Regions from separate parts of the Homo sapiens genome. Here region 2 is linked to region 1. A link is a loop called in an ENCODE intact Hi-C map of the cell type or tissue named here. Cell type or tissue: Caco-2. All regions are shown on one strand. Each heading gives the region's core, and the rest is flanking DNA. Links, peaks and the distances in the headings are about the cores only. Region 1 has its middle 46 kb from the start of PGM2. Region 2 has its middle 43 kb from the start of RELL1.

Region 1 (5,388 bases), core at 167-5,166:
ATGTGAAAACATTTTTGAATAGTAACCATACATAGAAAACGTGTTTTAGAATATTTCATTGTTGTGGAAAGATGGTTAAATATCTTGTTAAGTGGAAAAAGTGGGCTCCAAAACAGCATGTATGATTTGAGTTTTACACATGTATGTGTGTGTGTGTGCATGCACGTGCACACGCATGCACACACACACACACGCAGAGAAAGAAGAGAATGAGAGAGGAATTTCACCCTAGGTGTTTCTTAGGCACCAACTTTAGAATTTAATTCCAGTAAGGTGTGACTCCATTATCTTGTTTAATCCATCCATTAAATACATCTGTTAATAGGTATTAAGGCTATAGCTGCTTAATATTAAAACATAACAGATTAAATACTGCCAGGAAGCAGAACTACTTGGAATTTTCCCTGTCTCCCAGGTTATTTTAAGATATTACTTTTGTTTCTTCTTTTATTCTAGTTGAGCAATTCCCAAAACTTCTTATATATAAGAAGCACTCTCCAGGGTTATAAACACAAAACTGTGTATACTGAATCTTATGAGTGATTTAAGGACAGTTCAGTGATAATTTGTAAGTTTCCCCTCCTTATTAGCTGATATGGTTTGGCTGTGTTCCCACCCAAATCCCCTCTTGATTTGTAGCACCTATAATTCCCATGTGTTGTGGGAGGGACCTGGTGGGAGATAATTGAATCATGGGGGTAGTTTCCCCCATACTGTCCTCATCATAGTGAATAAGTCTCATGAGATCTGATGATTTTATAAGGGGAAACCCCTTTTGCTTGGCTCTCATTCTCTCTTGCTTGCTGCCATGTAAAACATGCCTTTCTCTTTCTGCCATGATTGTAAAACCTCCCCAGCCACGTGAAACTGTGAGTTCATTAAACCTTTTTCTTTTTTTTTGAGATGGAGTTTTGCTCTTGTTGCTCAGGCTGGAGTGCGATGGTGCGATCTTGGCTCACCACAACCTCCACCTCCTGGGTTCAAGCAATTCTCCTGCCTCAGCCTCCTGAGTAGGTAGGATTACAGGCATGCACCACCACGTCCAGCTAATTTTGTATTTTTGGTAGAGATGGAGTTTCTCCATGTTGGTCAGGCTGGTCTTGAACTCCCGAACTCAGGTGATCCACCTGCCTCAGTCTCCCAAATTACTGGGATTACAGGTGTGAGCCACCGTGTCTGGCCAAACCTCTTTTTCTTTATAAATTACCCAGTCTTGGGTATGTGTTTATCAGCAGCATGAAAATGGACTAACACATTAGCTGACTTTGGAATCAAAGCTTGAGTCACATGCTTTCACCATACTTACACTATAAAGAAAAATCCAGATGGATATAACGCACACTAAAAAGTGGAGAGGATTTCTTCTTGGTAATGGAAAGTTTTTAAAAGTAAAAAAACTTTTACTTTATTCTTACCTGTATTTTTTACTTTTTCTATAGTGAAGCCCTATTAAATGATAAAAGTTCATGAACAATATTCAATTCACTTGTTCTCCCACGACCTACTTTGCAGACTGAAGATAGAGTTCATTATCAAAAGCAACCTGGGTGATTCTAGCAGTGAACCCCAACCTGAGCCAGCTCCTGGACTCACAGATCTGCTATTTTTCACTGCAAGACAGGAACTAGTAGGGTGACAGTATTGGGGATAAAGTAATCCAGCTGAGGCCGGGCGCAGTGGCTCACACCTGTAATCCCAGCACTTTGGGAGGCTGAGGCGGGCAGATCACAAGGTCAGGAGATCGAGACCATCCTGGCTAACACAGTGAAAACCCGTCTCTACTAAAAATACAAAAAATTAGCCAGGCGTGGTGGCGGGCGCCTGTAGTCCCAGCTGCTTGTGAGGCTGAGGCAAGAGAATGGTGTGAACCCAGGAGGCGGAGCTTGCAGTGAGCCGAGATCGCGCCACTGCACTCCAGCCTGGGAGACAGAGCGAGACTCCGTCTCAAAAGAAAAAAAAAAAAAAATTAATCCAGCCGAATTGAGGGATACACCAACTGACTCATTGTGTTACAATGCTAGTTCAGAAACTCCCAGGCTACCCTTGTTCTATCATTCTCTTTGGAATGATCAGTTTTGTGATTTGTACACAAATCATAGTCCTAATACAGTCTGTGTTTTGCTAACACAGTCCTAGTTTTAGCTAACCACACAGTATCATTTCTGCATAGAAGTAAGAATTCTCATTTTTCCAATGCTTAATTGATTCTTAAGGGAAGAGTACTTCATGTGATAGGATAATTTGGTTTAGATTTATCATGCTGAGCATCTGATAAGACAAATTAGTAACTCTGCCTGTTTGAAAGAATTTAGAAACACAACCAGTTTAGCCACCCCATGTTGTTCAGCCAGTATACAAACCCGTCTTATGTTCTTGGATTTTTCAGAACCTCTCCCTATAGAAAAAAACGCCCTTTTTCTTTGCTTGTTAAGTTCTTTTATCTTGGCACATGTGCTCAGAAATTGTAGGTAATATCTAAAAGGGTAAAGAAATATAAACAAAGCATCCTTCCAAACAAATCTTCATCAAGTAAAGTTTTATTTGATGTTGAGAAGTCTATTTGTCTAGCAGGAACAATGAAGATCAATGGCCCATCCGGGGGCACTCTCTCCCCAGGAAATTGCAGTGGTTTTCAGCCCAGCCTCTTTCTTCTCTTTGCCTGCGTCTCAGCTGGGACAGCTTTGAAAATCTAGAAGCAGCCATAAAAGGACCCACACAGGAAGTTTTCATATTCTACTGAGAAAGGGGACATAGTAAAAAACAGGTCATTTATTTTTACATGCTCCTTTGCCTTTTTCTCCTCTCCTGCTTATTGTCCCATCACAAAAATTGTGAAAAGGAGTAAAATCTTGTCACCTTAAGATCCACCTAAATGTAAAATGTAGAGCAATTGTAGTTACCACTGTTCTGTTCAGAAGCAAACAAGATAATTCACATATGTAAGGTAATATGGTTTGGCTGTGTCCCCACCGAAATCTCATCTTGAACTGTAGATCCCATAATCCCCCTGTGTTGTGGGATGGACTCAGTGGGTGGTAATTGAACCATGGGGGTGGTTATCTTCATGCTGTTCACATGATAGTAAGTGAGTTCTCACAAGATCTGATGGTTTTACAAGGGGTTTTTCCCCCCTTTACTCTGTATTTCTCCTGGCTGCCGCCATGTGAAGAAGGACGTGTTTGCTTCTCCTTCTGCCATGACTGTAAGTTTCCTGAGGCCTCCCCAGCCCTAAGGAACGTGAGTCCATTAAACCTCTTTCCTTTATAAATTACCCAGTCTCAGGTATATCTTTATTAGCAGCATGAGAACAGACTAATACATAAGGGATGTTGTACACATCAGGGACTATAAATCTGTACAGTTTATGTTAGCATGTAAGTGCACAAGCAGTGGTGTAGGTTCTTGGTTTTGTTGTGTGCTGTTTAGTTCAGCCTGATGAAAAATGATATCACTGCATTTGCATAGTGCACAAACTTTCTTTGAGCAAGAACTTCCTTTTCCCTTGGATGGGCCATGGGAGATACTACAAAGGACAAAACAAGCCTTGTGAACCTAGTGAGATGATAGACAGCATTCTTTAGGAGGTTACAAAAGAAGGTCATGAAGAACAACTATTGTCCCTGACCCAAATCCCCTAATAAGGTTTCTAGGAGACTTTAATTCAGCATTAAGCTTCCACAGGACATACTTTAAGAAAGGGTAGAACTGAATGAAGGTCTACTCAGGCTAGCTTTCTCTTTTCTGGCAGCATCATCAGGCACATTGAATTTCACATTTTTTTTTATTTTTTAGTTTTTTGAGACAGAGCCTTGTTCTGTCACACAGGCTGGAGTGCAGTGGCATGATCTTGGCTCACTGCAGCCTCTGCTTCCTGGGTTCAAGAAATTCTCCTGCCTCAGCCTCTTGAGTAGCTGAGATTACAGTCGCACGCCATCATGCCTGGCTAATTTTTGTATTTTTAATAGAGAGGGGGTGTCGCCATGTTGGTCAGGCTGGACTTGAACTCTTGACCTCAGGTAATACACCTGCCTTGGCCTCCCAAAGTGCTAGGATTACAGGCATGAGCCACCGTGCCCAGCTGAACTTCACATATTTTTAAATGTAAAAAACATTTTTAAATGGAAGTCAGTCATGATTTTCTTCACAAACATTTCATTTCACTGCAATTCTAGCTTTTCTCCCCATTAAGAATAGAGAGTGTGTTAGTCCATTTTGTGTTTCTATAAAGGAATACCAGAGACTGGGTAATTTGTTTTTAAAAAAGAAGTTTATTTGTCTCATGGCTCTGCAGGCTGTAGAAGCATGGCATCAGCATCTGCTTTGCTTCAGGGGAGGCCTCAGGAAGCTTTTACTCATGGAAGAAGGTGAAGGGAAAGCAAGTGTGTCACATGAAGAGAGAGGGTGCGAGAGAGAGAGAGAGAGTGGGGAGATGCCACACTCTTTTATACAACAAGATCTCAGCTGAACTTACTACCACTCATTACCTTGAGGAAAGCACCAAGCCATTCATGAAGGATCCATCCCCATGGCCCAGCACCTCCCACTAGGCCCCATCACCAACACTGGGGAATCACATTTCAACATGAGATTTGGAGTGAACAAATATCCCAGCCATATCAAAAGGGTTATTTTCAATTGTTATTGTGAACGTGTTCTCTTCTGTCTTGTCAAAGCTCATTAACACTGCACACTCAATCTGCAGACAAAATGGTGGACAAGATTGTTGAATGGGTCAGTGAATATCCGTCCAAGGCTGAGGCACTTCTGTAGGGCTCAACAAGCTGTGGCAATCAACAACAGTCCAACCGAGCAACACACATATACCATTGAGCCAAGCATGGTGCTCAGCGTAGTGGGAGAAAACAGAGACTAACATGGTGTGTATTTTAAGGAGAAAAGGGGAGGAGGAATTAATACTTATTGTGCACTCACCATATACTTGGCACTGTGCTAGCCATTTTAAAAATACACAAAGAAATTACAGGCCACAGCTGCTGCCCCTAGGAAGCATGCAAGCTAATTGAGGAGTAAAATGCACACACACACACACACGCACACACACACATTTACACACACTACCTTACATTCTTTTTGGAACAAACCAAGGCATAAATAACAAAACAATTACTATGACTACTGCTAACAGCTAATACTTATGGAGTGTTTTCCATGAGCCATGTTCAATTGTAAATACTTTATATGTATTAACTCATTTAATCCTCTCAATTTAATGGGATTGGCCCTATTATTTTTCCATTTTACAACTATGGAAAATGAGGAAGAGAGGTAGGCTGGTAAACAGTAGAGCTGGGGTTTCAACCTGGGCAGTCATGCTGAAGACCCTATACCATTAACCCTACAGACTATGCTGCCTTTGTACATCATGTA
Region 2 (5,388 bases), core at 182-5,181, 52 kb after region 1:
GTTTGACAGGTTTCTCCACTGTAAAGTGATTGTTAGACCCCCTTTCCATACTGTCCTCTTTGAGAGAAAGTCATGATGTGCAGTCCACACTTAGGAATGGGGAGCTAGGTTCCACCTACTTGAGAGTGGAGTACCTGTATAAATTATTCTGATTTTACGCAGGAGATTTATTTATTCTCCACCATTTTTCTATTTATTCAATCATTTATTTATTTATTCAATCATTTATTTATGTCAGTATAAACTCAGATATTTATTTCATACTTTGGGTTATAATCCAAATTATGATTATTGATCAAATTTCTCCAGCTTTGGCTCTTGGGCACTCTTTCATTTGGCTCTTGTGTCCATTTGACTGTGAACACCCCCTAATTGTGTGTGTGTGTTTAACACTTTCTTAGTCTCTGGCACTACAAGATGCTCCAGGATCAATCTGTATATTTCCTGCCCCTGTCCTGGAATCAGCCATTTTTCCAAGGAGCCCTGAGTTCTTTGCTGGAGAATGATATTAGAAACCACAATCTGGTTACTAGCTGTGCTCATGGCTACTATGGTGTCATTACTTCTAGGCCCTTTCAGATGACAGATAAAGGATATATGTATATTAACCTGTATATACACACACATATATAAATATTCCTATATATAACCATCTGCTATAATTTGAATGTTTGTCCCCTCCAAAACTCACATTGAAATTTAATTGCCATTGTAACAGTATTAAGAGGTGAGACCTTTAAGAGGTGATTAGGCCACGAGGGCTCCACCATCATGAGTGGGATTGGTACCATTATAAGAGGGTGAATTCTACCCTTTCTTGCCCTTATTCTTTGCCCTCTCACCTTCCTCCGTGTGATGATGCAGCAAGAAGGCCCTTGCCAGATGCCAGCACCTTGATATTGGACTTCCTAGCCTCCAGAACTGTGAGTCGATAAATGTCTGTGCATTATAAATTTTCCAGCCTTAGGTATTCTGTTATAGCAGCATGAAACAAACTAAGACACCATCTATATCTATATTAAGTTAAACACAGTTTATACTTGATCTCTTGAACTCTGAACTATTAGCACATGGATGACTATAGCCTCCTCCAGTTGATTACCTGTAAATTCCCACTGTAACCATGAGAAATTATCCATTTCCTAAATTGTTTAATTTCAGCTTACATGTGTAGTGTATTGTTACATATATCTACACTGTTAACCTGTACCTATGGGAAAATAACTTTTTCAACTATAGTGCTTATGTACAGTTTCCTTTGCCCTTAGTGTTACAGATTCTGCTCACATCCAAAGTTACTTGTGTCAGGACTTTTCTCCCCAACCCCCTGCAGTGAAATTGTTTCACACTTTTGTAATATAATTAGGTGGTTCTGTTGCAATCTGCATTCCAACTGAGGATCCCCCATCCTCTTAAATGATTCTTTAAAAATTTGCATGCAGAATGTTTACTCTTTGTGCTGTAAAGTTCTATGTGTTTTGACAAATGCATATGGTCATGTATCTACCATAACAGTATTATACAGAATAATTTCACTGCCCTAGAAAACCTTGTGCTTCATTTCTTCAACCCTCTACTCCCAACTCTTAGAAACCACTGCTCTTTTTTTCATAGCTATAGCTTTGCCTTTCAAGTTACACATCTGGCCAGAAGGTACAAGGAGAGATGTGTCAAAATGCTAAATGTGGCCTCAAGATGGATAGAGAGAGACACAGTAAGTGCCACTGGAAGCTCAGGGATAGATGGATCACTGCTGTAGTAATCGTGTTTGTGTGCAAAACCAGAGTTGAACCCACTTATTCTTGGATAGTAATTTTATTCCTCATTGACTCAAAAAAATTTTATATTAAATACCTGCCACGTGCTAGGTACTAAGAAGACAATGAAGAAAAAGCCAGGGTTCTTGTTATTTTAGAACCAACACTTTAATTTATAAGTAGTGAGAAGAAGATCAAGAAAAGTATTTTGTTTTTTCACCTAATTAAAAATATACCCAACATTTCCCTGAAGCTTTATGACTTATTTTATGCTTAGGACCATGAGAGAAGTTAAGAAATGTCTTATAGAGATAATTATATATGAACAAGAACTCAAGATTGACATCTGTATTTAAAAAGCACTGACCTAGATACATCAGCCACTGTAAGGCTCAGCCCTGCCTTTGAAGCATCCTGACAGTTAGCCTTGGCCTACCTCTCCTGCCAGGCTATCCTGTATCCCCTTCCCATCTCCTGCTCTAATGACAACTCACCTGCCCCGAAGTCAAGCCACTACTGTGCAGAACACTTGTACAGTTCCAGAGCAATCCATGTCAGCTCTAGATCCCACCCAACCAGAGGAAAAACTCCCCTGAGATCAGTATCTCAACCTCAGAGCGCTCCTTACATCTTACAGTCACCCTTGTGCTGTTTTCCCAGTGCTGCTTGAAGGGATACCGGGGAAGAGGAACAGAAAGAAACTCAGCCTACTTCAGGGGAAACAAAGATTTTTGCCAGCAGTCAGCTGAGGGCCATTAACCCAAGCTGGCTTTCCAGTTCTTTATCTGCAAATTTCCATACCCCATTCTCCCTCTTGACCTCCTGACAGCAGAGTGTAGGTTGTGGGCCTGGCTGGGTAGCTAGAGTTTCACCACAAAGAGAAACTGTTTCACATTTCTTCACTGTGAGCATTCCATTGCCTGGAGCAAGAGGGCTCTCTCTTCAGCATTGTTTGTTCATGGATAAAGACCCCAGTGTGCAGCCCAGTCCACAGGGTCCAGTTTTTGAAAACTCTGCAATTACCGGTCCTTGCGGGGATTTGGCTGAGCTCCACAAAGGACAGCCCAGGTGGGACTAAAATAATGGGTACTTTGTTCAATCATTTGCTGAACATTTCCTTAGAGGAAGAGGTAAGGCTGGTGGATGTTACAGTGAAGCAGACGGACACCTCCCCCGCCTCTGCCCCTTCCCCACCTCCCCCAGCACAGTATCTCTTCAAGGCTCATAAGACATGCATCTGGGCCAGGTGTGGTGGCTCACGCCTGTAATCCCAGCACTTTGGGAGGCCAAGGTGGGTGGATCATCTGAGGTCAGGAGTTCGAAACCAGCTTGGCCAAGATGGTGAAACCCTGTCTCTACTAAAAATACAAAAATTAGCGGTGGGTGGTGGCAGGTGCCTGTAATCCCAGCTACTTGGGAGGCTGAGGCAGGAGAATTGCTTGAAGCCAGGAGGTGGAGGTTGCAGTGAGCCAAGATCGTGCCACTGTGCTCCATCCTGGGCGACAAGAGCAAAACTCTGTTTCAAAAAACACATGCATCCAAGTGTTGTTTTTCAAGTTGTTCCTTTCAAGTTGTTCTTTCCAGTGGAGTAGCAGTGGAGCCTAGAGGAGAAGAGCATGGATTCTGAAGTTTGGCTCTACCTTTTAACAACAGTGTGACCTTGACAAATTGTCACCCTTTTGTGCCTCAGTTTCGTCACCTATAAAATACAGACAATTCTAGCATCCTGTTGTAAGATTTGAGGAAGTGTTAAATAAATTTAGTCACGTGAAGGCTTTAGGACACAATTACTACATGTAGTTACTGGTACCTAGTAAGTGCTAAAAAATGTTTATGGTTATTATTATTTAGAATTTACTATGTAACAGGCTAAATGCTTTCCATTCATTATGGAATTCAATGATGACACAACTTTGTGAGGTAGAGACCATTATTACTACTAATTTACAGATGGACAAAGAGAGACTTTGAGAGGTTAAGCAACTTGCCCAAGGGCACAGGAAGTGGCAGAACCAGGCAGGTGATTTTAAAATCCTTGCCCTCAACTATTTTACACAAGTAGATGTCCTTGTTTTGTGGAAACTAAAACTCTTTGATGTGGGCATTTCTATTAGAAAGTGTCATTGTGAGGCTCTCACACAACCCCAACACAACTGTCATCTGAGTTAGATATGATTTTAAGACATCACTGATGTTTTAAAGCATTCTGATCTTGGTGAGGCTCAAATGTGAAAAATAAATATGTATGCACAGTTGATAAAATTGGTAAAATAGGATAGTGTAATATAACTTTTCCAGAGTACATTCTGTGAGTCTGGTGTGGAAGTTCTTTACACATTTTAATGTATTTAATCATCATAACACACTCAGGAGGTAAGAACTGTTATTATCTTTATCTTCTGTATGAGGAAACAGAGGCAAATGGAACAGAGGCAAAAGTTCAATGACTTGCTTAGGTCACAGAGCCAGCAGCAGGTTTAGAATCTGATCCTAACCTGTCTGGTTCCAAAGCCCATGCTCTTTGCCTCCATAACTTTATGGTTTGGCATCACAGACTTCAAGCATACAGAGATGCAGAGATCCTTGCAGGTGGAGAGAACATGAACAAAGTACTAGAAGCTAGAAGAGGATTCGTCCCAAAACAAGTGTTTCAGCTTGCCAAGGTGATAATAGGAGAAAAGTGAAAGAAAGGTAGGGATCCAAATGGCAAATCAAGGACTCTAGATGGATCTAAGACTTGTAAAGCCTCTGGAATTTGGTTTACGTGTGTATGCGTGTGTGTGTGCGTGTGTGTGTGACTGTGCAATACATGTATGCACAGCAACACCAGTAACTAAAGCAATATTCTTACAGGGGACTTGGTGCATTTCTTAGAGATACAGCTAAGACAATACCATGAATATTTATATTGATGCATTTAATTCAACAAAGATGCCTGTTTGACAGCCAGTGTATTATTTTGAATATTATTCTCACAGGGAGAAAAGGGGCAAACAATCTTAAATGTTTATTAAATTTTCAGCTATCTTTGTGTGGAGATATTGTAGGCGTGAATTTCTATTTTACTTTTTTTGTCTTTTCCAAACCCAACAGGTATTATTTTCACAATCATAAAAGTGAGGCTGTGCTGAATATTCAACCTTTATCTAGGCAATTACGTATTCTATCTGGTTTGCAACATTTTATAAGGATCTTCAATTACATCATCATAAGTGACTTACATCTATTGATACAGCATCTTTCTTATGAGAAGCTTAGACATCATCGATTTAAACCGCATAAGAATCCTTGGAGACTATATTTTTGCCTAGCACTAAGAGTTACATAGAACAGAAGACAGAAAGGCTGGCAGATTTTCATTCTATTTGATAGACTGAAAAATGTGGCTCTGGGGATCAGCAGTGAATCATCCAGGGCTAAGTAGAAAGTACAAAAACTGGGATGAGGCCCAAGAAGCACCAACTTCTGGTTCAATAAGCAGATGTCTAGATATGGTGTGCAGAATGTCCACATCAGTGTAAAGCGATTACTCAGAGACGGCCAATCAACACATACTAGACCCCATGTGCAGTATAATGTGTGAAATTTCACAGGGAAATGGTTGAAACAAATGCAAATGGAAGGAGTGGTT

Evidence for each region. Hi-C counts contacts between places; a loop is a spot of excess contacts. Peaks named below come from ENCODE experiments on the same cell type or tissue, not always from the same donor. Only the 100,000 strongest peaks of a DNase experiment are listed, where the experiment ranks them.
Region 2: it touches region 1 in a loop (3-fold over the local background); 4 of 110 quality-filtered maps call a loop at or near these places.

Annotation. Positions count from the first base shown.
Region 1 is chr4:37,778,226-37,783,613 of GRCh38, reverse strand. No RefSeq gene overlaps it. Among named protein-coding and RNA genes, the nearest start is that of PGM2, 46 kb to the left of the region's middle. In Caco-2, for the core only: no CTCF peak of the experiment used is centred there; no DNase peak of the experiment used is centred there.
Region 2 is chr4:37,726,648-37,732,035 of GRCh38, reverse strand. No RefSeq gene overlaps it. Among named protein-coding and RNA genes, the nearest start is that of RELL1, 43 kb to the right of the region's middle. In Caco-2, for the core only: no CTCF peak of the experiment used is centred there; a DNase peak (open chromatin) is centred at 2,675.